Regions from separate parts of the Homo sapiens genome. Here region 2 is linked to region 1. Evidence: chromatin loops called from intact Hi-C (ENCODE). Cell type or tissue: prostate gland. All regions are shown on one strand. Links, peaks and the distances in the headings refer to the core of each region. The heading gives the core; the rest is flanking DNA.

Region 1 (5,385 bases), core at 258-5,257:
AACTTTGATTTGTGTATATGTTAATATCTATGTGATCGCAATATGTCTCAGACACAAATGATCTGCCCTTCACCTCCTCTCCGCTCTCCAACTCTAATCTTACACAACTGACACCAAGATTACCCCAGTATACATTCGGCCTCACTGCCAGCATCACTTATTTTAGAACCAGAAGTTTTAGTCTTTTACATTTACTTTCTAATTATTTTTCTTTGGTAATATTACATGTTACTGCCAGTATTATTCTTCATTTTTTCTTGTATTTCACACAGGAATCCTAGGCCACTCAATAAGCATTCACAAATTATCTGTTGAACAAAATTTGATCTGTGTCCTTGCCCTGTTCTCATTCTTTCTAGAAGTTATGACCTATATCTCTATGATAAAAACCTCAGCGTTTCACTCTAGGTAGCTCTGTCTTTTGCCAACAACTCCTGTATCTTATTCGTGCAGAAACTGGAATCTACTACTTAGCCTTACATCCTACCTACTCCTCCTCCCCAAGAGAAAGAAGAGACCCTTCAGATGACTTACTCTCCCTCTCCACAGGATGAGGGTTTGCCTTTCCAAACCTAACTCACTTATCTAAATAATATGAGAGTGAAATATTACCTAAACCAGAAATGCTAAGAAAAACCACTATTGGAGGTTGGGGCAAGTATTGGGATTGCTCAGATATTTAAATCCTTAAGAGTGAGAAGTCAAATGAATGTTATACTTATCCTGCCTTTCTCCTACACTTTTCTCTCCTTCTGATGCCTCTTCTCTGTTTTCAGCCTCTGGTGCTGTCAACACTATTCATGATTTACCTGGAAGTAACAGTACATCCAGAGATTTAGTAATCCAAGACTTTCAGCTGGGAAACTTCTCCCAAATGGTAGTAGCAATATAAGGCCAAGACCTTTGAATGCCTGAAGGGGAGCCCATACTCCTGCAGAATTTGATTCATATGGAGAAAGCCCTGGTTAAAGGCCTGCCAAGAGTATCTTTTCTCTGAAATGAGGCTTTAGGTCTGTAATTTTCCTTTGTCATTGCTGGTCCTTAGGTAGTTGATGACTGTCTATAGTGGCATTCCCATAGCCACTAGCTACACACACACACACACACACACACAAACACACACACACAAAGACAGGGCAAGAGCCCAAGCTGACAGACCATTTTATCCCCTAAAGGGCACTAATTAACTGATTTGACTGAAAACTTCTCCTTGCTATAGAAGAGAAAAAAAACAGCTTCCAGAATAGAGAATGACAAAATGCCTAAATCCTGATTCGGTCTAAAAGAGACAGGTATTAAAATTCCATTAGTTTATCCTCTTTAAAATATTTTATTTTTCCCCTCATGTAGCTATATTCTTATCTTAATAAGGATGAATGTTTGTGTGTTAAATATATTTATAGTAAAGAACAGTGTTTTAGTGCAGAGTTTCATAGAGATCCATAACTAATCATATCTCCCATGTAATTTTCATTTGCCAATGAACAGAGGCATTTTGATAACTATTCCTTATTTCCAGCCACTAAAGTAGGCCATGATTTTTATTCTCATTTAGCAGATAAGGAAAGAAATGCACAAAGAGGTGAAATAACTGACTTAGCCATTTGAAGATGTGGTAGTAGGGTTGAAATTCGAAATCTCAGCCTCTTCCAACTTCATAAACCCTAGAGCTATATAGCCGGTTTTGCAATAAGAAAGCCTATTTATATGACTTTCCATGGGACCAAGAAGTCAAAACCACAACAGGGTAAAAGCAGGAAGACATGGCTTTCTTGGCAGGGTATTTCAAAGGCAGCAACGTTAACCAATTTCAGGGCATTTTGCTATATTGTGGGGGCTGTCCTGGATAAGCATGACTAAAAAGTGCTTGAATAAAGAAGCATATTCTTTGAGAACACTGTTAACCTTCTTGTTTTTGAAAAATTAAACTAATCAAGCTCTGTGCTTATAATGAGTCCAAAGAAAGGCCTTTCACTTTGAACCCTCTGACCACTTCTTCCTTTACATAGTAAAATTTCAGTTTGGTCTGAGGATAAATTGTCAACTAAGTTCTGGAACTTATCCAGAAAGTTTCCCTCCTCCATCCCCCCTACAAGTGATATAATCATATAGAATAATATTACCAACCTACAAACTTCACACACCTTTAATGTGCAGTAAGTTGAGGATGCTTGTGTTAGTGTCCAGCAGAAGCAATTGGCCATTCTCCACTGTGACGTTGTCGCCATCTTGTGGCAGCCTTTCAGGAAACCAGCTGTGAGTCCTGGACCATCTCCGGCAGAACTGTAAAGAAAAGTTGCCCTGGAAAACAGAGAGCTGGGTTGGTGGGTTGGTTGGTTGGTTGGCTGGTCTGTTGCTTCGTTGGTTGGTTCGCTGGTTTGTTGGTTTGTTGGTTCATTCATTGTTTTTGGGCGGGATAGTATAAGTATTGAATCAAAATAGAAACTTCTCAAAGAAAGTAAAATTAATTTAAATATTTTAAATGTCTCCATAAAATTGGTTACCTCTCTCTTTTTCATACAACTAACCTAAACAGGAAAAAACATGAGAGGCAAAATTATATTTGAAGTTCTTCTGTGCCCAGCCCCTGGAATTCTCCAATAACATGCTGGTAATGTTTTCTTGCCTTTTTTTTCCCCTCTAGCACAGGCCCCATTCTACCTAACAGATGAGTTTGATTCCATTTATTTTTACAGATATGTATTGAATCTTGGACAAAAAGTCATAAATAGCCTGGAATAGGGAGAATTAAAATGTTCTGCTTGATGGGTGGCATTTTGCTTTATGTAATTGGTATCATTTTTCACTGGCTCTACTGCCAAGAGTCCCTGTTTTATAGGAACATTCCTCTTCCTAAGTGCTCAGATCTATCCTCCCACTCGGCCTTTTTTGATATTATTGTTGCCTTTCCCCCTGTGCCTGGTGCATCAGGGCTGAACAAAGCCCATGCAGGCATAGGCAGAATGCCGACTGACTTCAGATGACAAGTAAATAGTCTGGAACATTTGAGTGAGGGGTAGGGAGCTGTACTGACAGAAGAAGCCAGAAAAGGAAGCACTCCCTCTCCACCCCAGCCTTCAGTCCCTCTCTCAGAACTTTTGGCTTTCCTGTTAATTTGTGGTCACTCTGATGTCATACGTTTTTTAAAACAGGGACATAAAAATCACAGAAAGCAATATTGAGCTCATGCAAGAGGCTGGTAACATGTCTAAATGCCTTGTGAAGTTGTAGAAGTATAATTACGATAAACATAATAAAATCACAATAGAGAAGGTGATTCCTTCAAGGTAATAGATATGACATGTATAAGCCACTCTCTCCAGTCTTCTTCCCATTCAGATTCCAACAAATGTGAAGCCCAAGTTCCTATAAAAATAAACCACCTAGAAGGTCCTCTCATGATGTGTTAGAGGCAGATGGGAGAAGATCATTAGAAGGGAAGGCATGTTTGTAATACCGACAACTACACCTACACAGAGAATAGTGCTCTATAGTATTTCTGAGATAGAAAATGGAAAATTGTGTTGCCAGAAGAGCCGTTACGTTTTCCAGAAAAAGATACAAACCCCAAGGTCAACAGTGCTAAGTTGCAGACCCAACACAATCACTGAGAAGGCTTTGCAATTTATTCGTTTTCTACATCTGCAAAGAAGTAAAAGTCTATGACTCATCACAATTTAAGAGATGGAAGGAAATAAGGCATAGTGATAACCAGTTCCAGTATCACAGAAAAAAGAATAGGTGATCCAGGAGCATCGTTGTGAACTGCAGTATCTGTAGGCTACAAAAGTAGGAGAGAATTTTAACTCTAGATGATTTCACTATAGGACTAGCTTTAGGTTGGTAAAATAATAAACAGTACTTCTTATAAGGCTATATATATTATACATTCTTATAACCCTTTAATTTACTCCTGTAGAATACAGAAAGAGGAAAGGGAGGCAAATCAAAGGAAACTGGAATGAAAGAAGGTGGGAAAAACAGAGATGGTAAAGTAAACTGCAGAACAGGGTGAACCAGGTTATCTGTAGTGTCAGCTGCGAGTCCATGATAAAAGGACATTTGAAAACTCTTGGATTTCCAGAAGCCCAGAGATGGAAAGGACTCTAGCAAAATCCTATCCCATAATTTTACAGATGCTATTTTAGGCAGTGTTCCTTAGAGCTTAATAAAATGTAGATTTCTCTAGTGTCATCATATACCTGTGAAATCAAAAGCTCAAGAATTGGGACCCAGAGACCTACAATTTTAATGATCCTCTCAGATGACACTTCTGCATCAAAATTTAAGGATCAATTCAGAGCAAGGGCTGGAGGAGAAGGAGATATATCTTTAAAAGGAACCAAGATGTTTTCTCCAAACCAACATCCAAAGCTTAGGGTCTTTGGCCAGGATCGCCCAAAGACTAGCAAGCTAGGAAGAATGATGTGTTGATGAACTGTAAGAAATATGAAGACTTCAGCAGCATAACGCTTTCTGAGACATTAACCTGGTGGTCAGATCCATAACCCAGCCACAGAACTATGAAGAAAACCAGGGCTCATTACACACACAGTAAAATGATCGGGAACAACTAGACATTAGTTAGATATTTAAGTGGGTCAAAGGTAGACTATTTCATGGTGTTATCCATTAATTAATTTGAGAACATTTTTAAATTTTTATGATTAGCACAGATATCTGTTATCTAGCTCTCAATAAGCTTTAGAGACTTTCTTGCTCTGAAGCACTTGCTTATGCCATTTGCTGCCTTCCATGTGCTATAACCTCTTGGCCTAGCCTGTCAGCCTTCAAAGATTGCTATACTTGGTCCCAACCCAGTAGGTGGAAAGGTCAAATACTGTTATCTCTACTTTCCAGTGGAGAAAGCAAAGGCTCAAAGTGTTTAAATGATGTGTCAAAGTTCATAGTGATGGAGGCAAACTGGAGTCACAAAAAGGAAGCTCCCATCTGAAGTTTTTCCCTTACCATGGCCTCTCCCGGGATGCTCTTTCCCAAAAGATCTGCATGGCTCACTCCCTTACTTAATTCATGCCTCTGCTCAGGTATCACCTCCTTACCTGTATTATTATTTTTAAAAAGCACCCCCAATCATTCCTTCATTCCTTCTCCCCTAATAATGCCTCATTCTAGTATTAAATAATACAATTCCTTGCATATTTGGTTATCACTTACTAAGCTTACTCAAATGAAGCAGAGACTTGGTTTGGGTCATTGCTATATTCCCACCTCCCTAAAAGATGTCTAGCACATAGTAGTTGCTCAATAAATGTTTTTGAATAATTTATTAAATGAATCTTATACCTGCTGGTGCCATACATGCTTTTACAGATATCACACACAAACACACACACATCTCTTCCTAATGCAATAGGTGAAGATACA
Region 2 (5,385 bases), core at 171-5,170, 53 kb after region 1:
TTTTCCGAATCTATTAAAAACATTAGCAAAAGCTACTCCTAGCCCAGCTTAACAAGAAATGCAGGGACAATACTTCCAGTTCCAAAAAGGGTAACAAACGTCTGGGAGAGTTTTTGTTTTTATTTTTTTTCTTTTCCCCTTCCCTCTTCCTGCTCTTACTCATACTTAGTGTTGGGGGAGTAATTGCCTGAATCCCCCTAGGGCAGATGGAGAAATTGGAAAACCCACACAACTGGCTAACTGGTCCCTAATTCCAACTGTGAAAAAATGAGCTCATTTAGGCTTGCAATTCCCCCTTCCCAGCTGATGGCAATGAGGCTCTGTTGCTAGCAGTGGAACATTAACTTAGTAAATTAATTAAACTTACTTAACAGCCCAGACTAAGGAGATTCAATATATGTGCCAGTTATACTACCAGCCACTCGCTTTAAAAGTCCTCTTGCTTTAAGGGGAGAAGCCAGACTGGATTTAAAATAAAAAACAGCAGTGTAGCATTACAGAAAGTCTAAAAATATGCCATCTAGAGGTGAGGACATGGATAGTGAAGGGTGTCATCCTCAACAGGTGTGATATTTATTCAAGAATCATCCTGGCTGTAGGCATTTTTGCAACTAACTCAAAAATTATCAGTAATAATAATGCATGATGTTTCATATTTGTCAACAATTTCACATGTATGATCTCATTTCAGCCTATAAATTAGGAAGAGGTGTAAAAAGTGTAACCCAAAGAGATCAAGAGATTCTCAGAAAGTCAAACACAGAACTACGGTAGCTCCGAGGTCAAAACCAGATGGTCCTGTTTCCCAGAGCAGTGCTCTCAAGTTTTGAAATGCTGATTGAACATCAGCCAGGAAGATGGCAGATCCCATGGGAAGACCAGGAAGGGTGGAGAGAAGGGCAAAAAGGTCACCACTTGAGAAACTGTACACCATGTCAAACCCTACCATCTTTTTTCAAATCAATGTCAAAATGTTTTCTTCCACAATTTTCTAGAAATAATGAGCAGGATAACTAGTACATCTCACCACTTAATCTTCGCTTCTTCATGCTAAAATATTCTCCACTCTGTATCTACCTAAGACATGACTTCCAAACCCACAGTCCTTTAGACCTAATAATGTAGACTGTCAATATGTTAACATCATGCCACCCATATCTGAACGCAGATTGTTTGGGCTGACCACTGGGACTCCGGTCTGCCTTTATCTGAGCCTCCTTCTCACGGTACCTGATACTGTGTTCATTTTGAAGGCCACCGTGCTTATACTTAGATAGTGGTCAATTCAAAGTCTCAGAGCTGCAGCTTTCTGAGGATTTCACCATGGTGTGTTTGTTCAAATGATTTTCTGAGGAGCACTGGCATGTAAAGCTTAGGCTCAGAAGCAGATCAGCTGGATCTGAATCCCGGGGCAGATGGTTACCATCTACATGACATTGAAGACATTACTTCACTAAGCTTTGGTTTCCACATTTATAAAATGGAGTTGCCAATAATCAAGTACCTATTTTGTGGAGGTGTTGAAGAAACTGAGCAAAATGAAGCATATAAATAGATTAGCATGGAACCTGGCACACAATACGAATCCAATAAAGGCAGCTCGCGTTATAGCTGTTGGAGGTAGTAGTTTTAGTAGCATTATTGTTAAAAATGTAAATGTGGAAATTTACATTTATTATTGTTACATATCTCTCACTGGTTTAGACCTGTTGCTCAAATTTGTTTTGAATCTGTAGCCTGCTATCTAGCTGTAAATCCATTCGCTGATCCTTCGTCCACAGGGCAGACAAAGTCACAGGATAAATCCATCCTTTGCTCCTGGAGCATCAGTCGTATTCCAAGATTCAGAAAGGAAAAGCAAAGTAATTTAACTTTTAAATTAAAATGCAATGTAATATTTAGATCAATACAGAAATGTGATGGAATCAAATGCAAAATTCACGCAGACTTTTAAAACACCTCACTTCAGAGCAACTTGAGGCTTGCATCAGGCCACTTTGGGCTTTGCACCTAGAACCTTTTTTTGTTACTGGGGGTGGAGAAGTGGTTGGAATAGTTTGTGAAGGTCTCCCGCTATGTTTATATCATAAGTCACTTATAAACCTATCAGAAAGGAAATGAAGTTGGTTTCCCACACCATCACATTCTTCGTAAATCGGTTTCCAGATGGCTACTTTCATTTCTGAAGGCTCACAAACTATCTGATGAATAGTTCATTCTAGAATTTTGTCAGGGATAACACCAAGCTTAGTTGTCTAAATTTCCAGAATTCCTCCTCTTTTTTTTAGGTTCATAGAATATCTGCCCATCACCTCTGTTATGTGACCCCTTCTCATGGTTCATTGCCAGCAATAGGTCCTCAATCATAAGAGTGAGTTTTTTGTACCCAGTTTATGAATGATCTGAGACTACAGACTTGAACTCAAGGAAAGTAGTGACCAACTTCCTTCTACATCCTTTCTTGGCCTTGGGCTTCCACTTGCCTCATAAACCTTCTTATGCCCTTTCCTGACTCTTCGCTGGCAGAGGTACAAGTAAAATGGGCTGAGTCACTCTACCCTCTGTTTGCCTGTTAGGAACACACTGTTTTCACTAAGCATGTTATTCTTGCTCTGAAGAGAATTAAACCCCTTTCTGTTAGCTTGGACTTTTTGTTTACCAGCTTCAGCTCACACTTTTTTCCATATTTGTAACTACCTTGCTAGAAATGTTTTTCATTAAAAAGCCATCACCAAAATTAGCTGAGACACCAGGATATCCAAAATAGGTTAACATTTACAAAATTTCAAAGCTTCTAAATAGCTAGCTACTCTTCCATGGTTTCTTCCACAATAATCCTATGAATTAAGAAGCACAGTTGGCCATATTTAAATATAAATATAAGCATATATATATGCAACATAAGCATATATAGACAGAGAGATCAATATATGTACAGATACAGATACAGATATACATGCATACACACTGCACACACACACACATATTTACTTTGGGGGATATGGTTTAAAATATTGGGTAAAAATGGTGGCAAAGATTGTTCTAGTATCTAAGACTCCTGACTCCCAAACTATTGTTCTTTAGTTGATCTGATTAGATCCTAAAGTAAGCAAGTAACCTTGGCTGTGCTCCTTAGGATAGGTAGGGAAAACAATTTGCAGGCATTTTCTCTCCCTCACTTCCCCTGAAGTTGCTTCCTGTGGCTCTGAAACCTCACTGAACCCACAAAGCTCAGCCAGGGCTCTCACACTGAAGCTGCCAGCACAGCATTGCACTAAGCACACTGCATCAGAAGCCTTGAGTTCCAGTCTCAACACTGCCATGGCTTGACTGTGTGACTTTGGGAAATTACTTAATCTTCACTTAGAAGAGAATCCAAACTCTTTACTTTGGCCTTCAATGCCTTACATATCTCTCCGAGCTCATCTGGGGCCACTTTTCCTCCTTCTCAGTCTACTCCCACCCTCCTAGCCTCTGAACAGTCATAAAACTCGACAGTTCTTTTGCATTTGCTGCTGCCACTGCCTCACCCTCCATAAAGACACCTGCTTCTCTTCGTAACATAAAAGACTTCTTCAGAGAAGCCTCCTCTGAGTACACTCTCTAAAGTAGCCCCCCTTTATTTTTCTATCACTTTATAGCACTTATCACAACACGTGATCATCCTGTTTATTATCTGACTTTCTTCTCTACCCTTAAGGGGCAGGGACTTTCATGACATCCACGAATGAGCCACCAGTACCTGTCACAACACCTAGAACAGAGTAGGGATGTGATCAATACTGGATAGATGGATGGATCATGGATGGATGGATGGATGGATGGATGGAGAGATGGATGGATGGATGAATATACTGGATAAACAGATGGATCATGGATGGATGGATGAATGGATGGGTGGATGGATGGATGAATACACTGGATAAATGGATGGATCATGGATGGATGAATGGATTGATGGATGGATGGATAGATGGATGGATGGATGAATATACTGGATAGATGGATGGATGGATGGATGGATGGATGGATGGATGGATGGATGGATGGATGGATGGATGGATGAATATACTGGATAGATGGATGGATCATGGATGGATGGATGGATGGATGGATGGATGGATGGACGGACGAATAGACAGGGTATAATTTTTGCCACAGATGCACTTCTCCCTTTGCCAAATGACATCAAACCCCATAGATGTTGTGGATGGCAGGGAGATACAGCATTGTGTTCCCTGGAAAAACACATAAAAACTCAATGAAGAAAATAAATATGGTCAGTACTCCAACCACCTAGAGATAGGCACCATCAACATTCTTGGATACATCTTTCCAGCCTTTTCTCTAGTAACCTATGTGTGTACAAACATATACACTATATACAACAGTAGGATCAAATTGATATACTCTTTTGAGACCTGTGATTTTCACTTCTCAATATATTATAAATATTTCCCTGTCTGGTTAAATATTCTACATCCTAATTTTTAAAGGTGACTTAGTATCATATCATTTGGATACATTCTTTATTACTAAAACTTGTTTCATTGCAAATTTTTTTTGATACCTGAAACTTCAAAGAACATGATTGTTATAAATATTACACATTTCTATCTACTTTCTTAAAATCCTAAAAGAGAAATTGCTGGGTCACAGAGTATAAAGAATTTAAGGTTATTCGTGAATCGGCAAATTGTCCTCTGACGATTGCATTACCTTACCTTCCCACTGGCAAAAAGACCGCTGCCAGTTTCCCCCACTCTCATCCCCATTAAACTTTGTTTGTTTAAATCATAGGGCACTTATTATAATTCTTACTCAAGAAAACATACCCACTTTTGGCCGAGTGCAGTGGCTCACGCCTGTAATCCCAGCACTTTGGGAGGCTGAGGTGGGCAGATCATGAGGTCAGGAGATCGAGACCATCCTGGCTAACACAGTGAAACCCCATCTCTACTAAAAATACAAAAAATTAGCCGGGCGTGGTGGTGAGCACCTGTAGTCCCAGCTACTCAGGAAGCTGAGGCAGGAGAATGGCTTGAACCCGGGAGGCAGAGCTTGCAGTGAACCGAGATCTTGCCACTGCACTCCAGCCTGGGCAACAGAGCAAGACTCAGTCTCAAAAAAAAAAGAAAAAAGAAAACATACCCACTTTTGCCTACTGCAATAGCCAGAACATTGAGCAGCACTATTGAAATGATATTCATAGGTAAAGCTATACTGTCAATGCGTTCTGAGGCTCAGTTGCTTCAGCCATCCCATACAATGAAGAGGAAGAGCATGGAAGAACCCCAAAGAAGAGTTTTGGGGATTCAGATGAAGTCCCTGAATTCAATGGAGCCAGGACCTACTGACATGTACTTCCTGGTGTCCAGCATCAGT

The links. Peaks named below come from ENCODE experiments on the same cell type or tissue, not always from the same donor. Only the 100,000 strongest peaks of a DNase experiment are listed, where the experiment ranks them.
Region 2: a loop joins it to region 1, with 2.2 times the contacts of the local background. A loop is called at or near these places in 8 of 110 quality-filtered maps.

Annotation. Positions count from the first base shown.
Region 1 is chr6:51,957,726-51,963,110 of GRCh38, forward strand. PKHD1 (PKHD1 ciliary IPT domain containing fibrocystin/polyductin) reads right to left here. Exons shown (of 67, transcript NM_138694.4): 36 at 2,145-2,301. Among named protein-coding and RNA genes, the nearest start is that of PKHD1, 130 kb to the right of the region's middle. In prostate gland, for the core only: a CTCF peak has its summit at 2,227 (motif pointing left); DNase peaks (open chromatin) are centred at 2,226 and 2,916.
Region 2 is chr6:52,010,700-52,016,084 of GRCh38, forward strand. All of the region lies in intron 34 of PKHD1 (PKHD1 ciliary IPT domain containing fibrocystin/polyductin), which reads right to left. Among named protein-coding and RNA genes, the nearest start is that of PKHD1, 74 kb to the right of the region's middle. In prostate gland, for the core only: no CTCF peak of the experiment used is centred there; a DNase peak (open chromatin) is centred at 2,522; H3K27ac peaks cover 3,506 bases.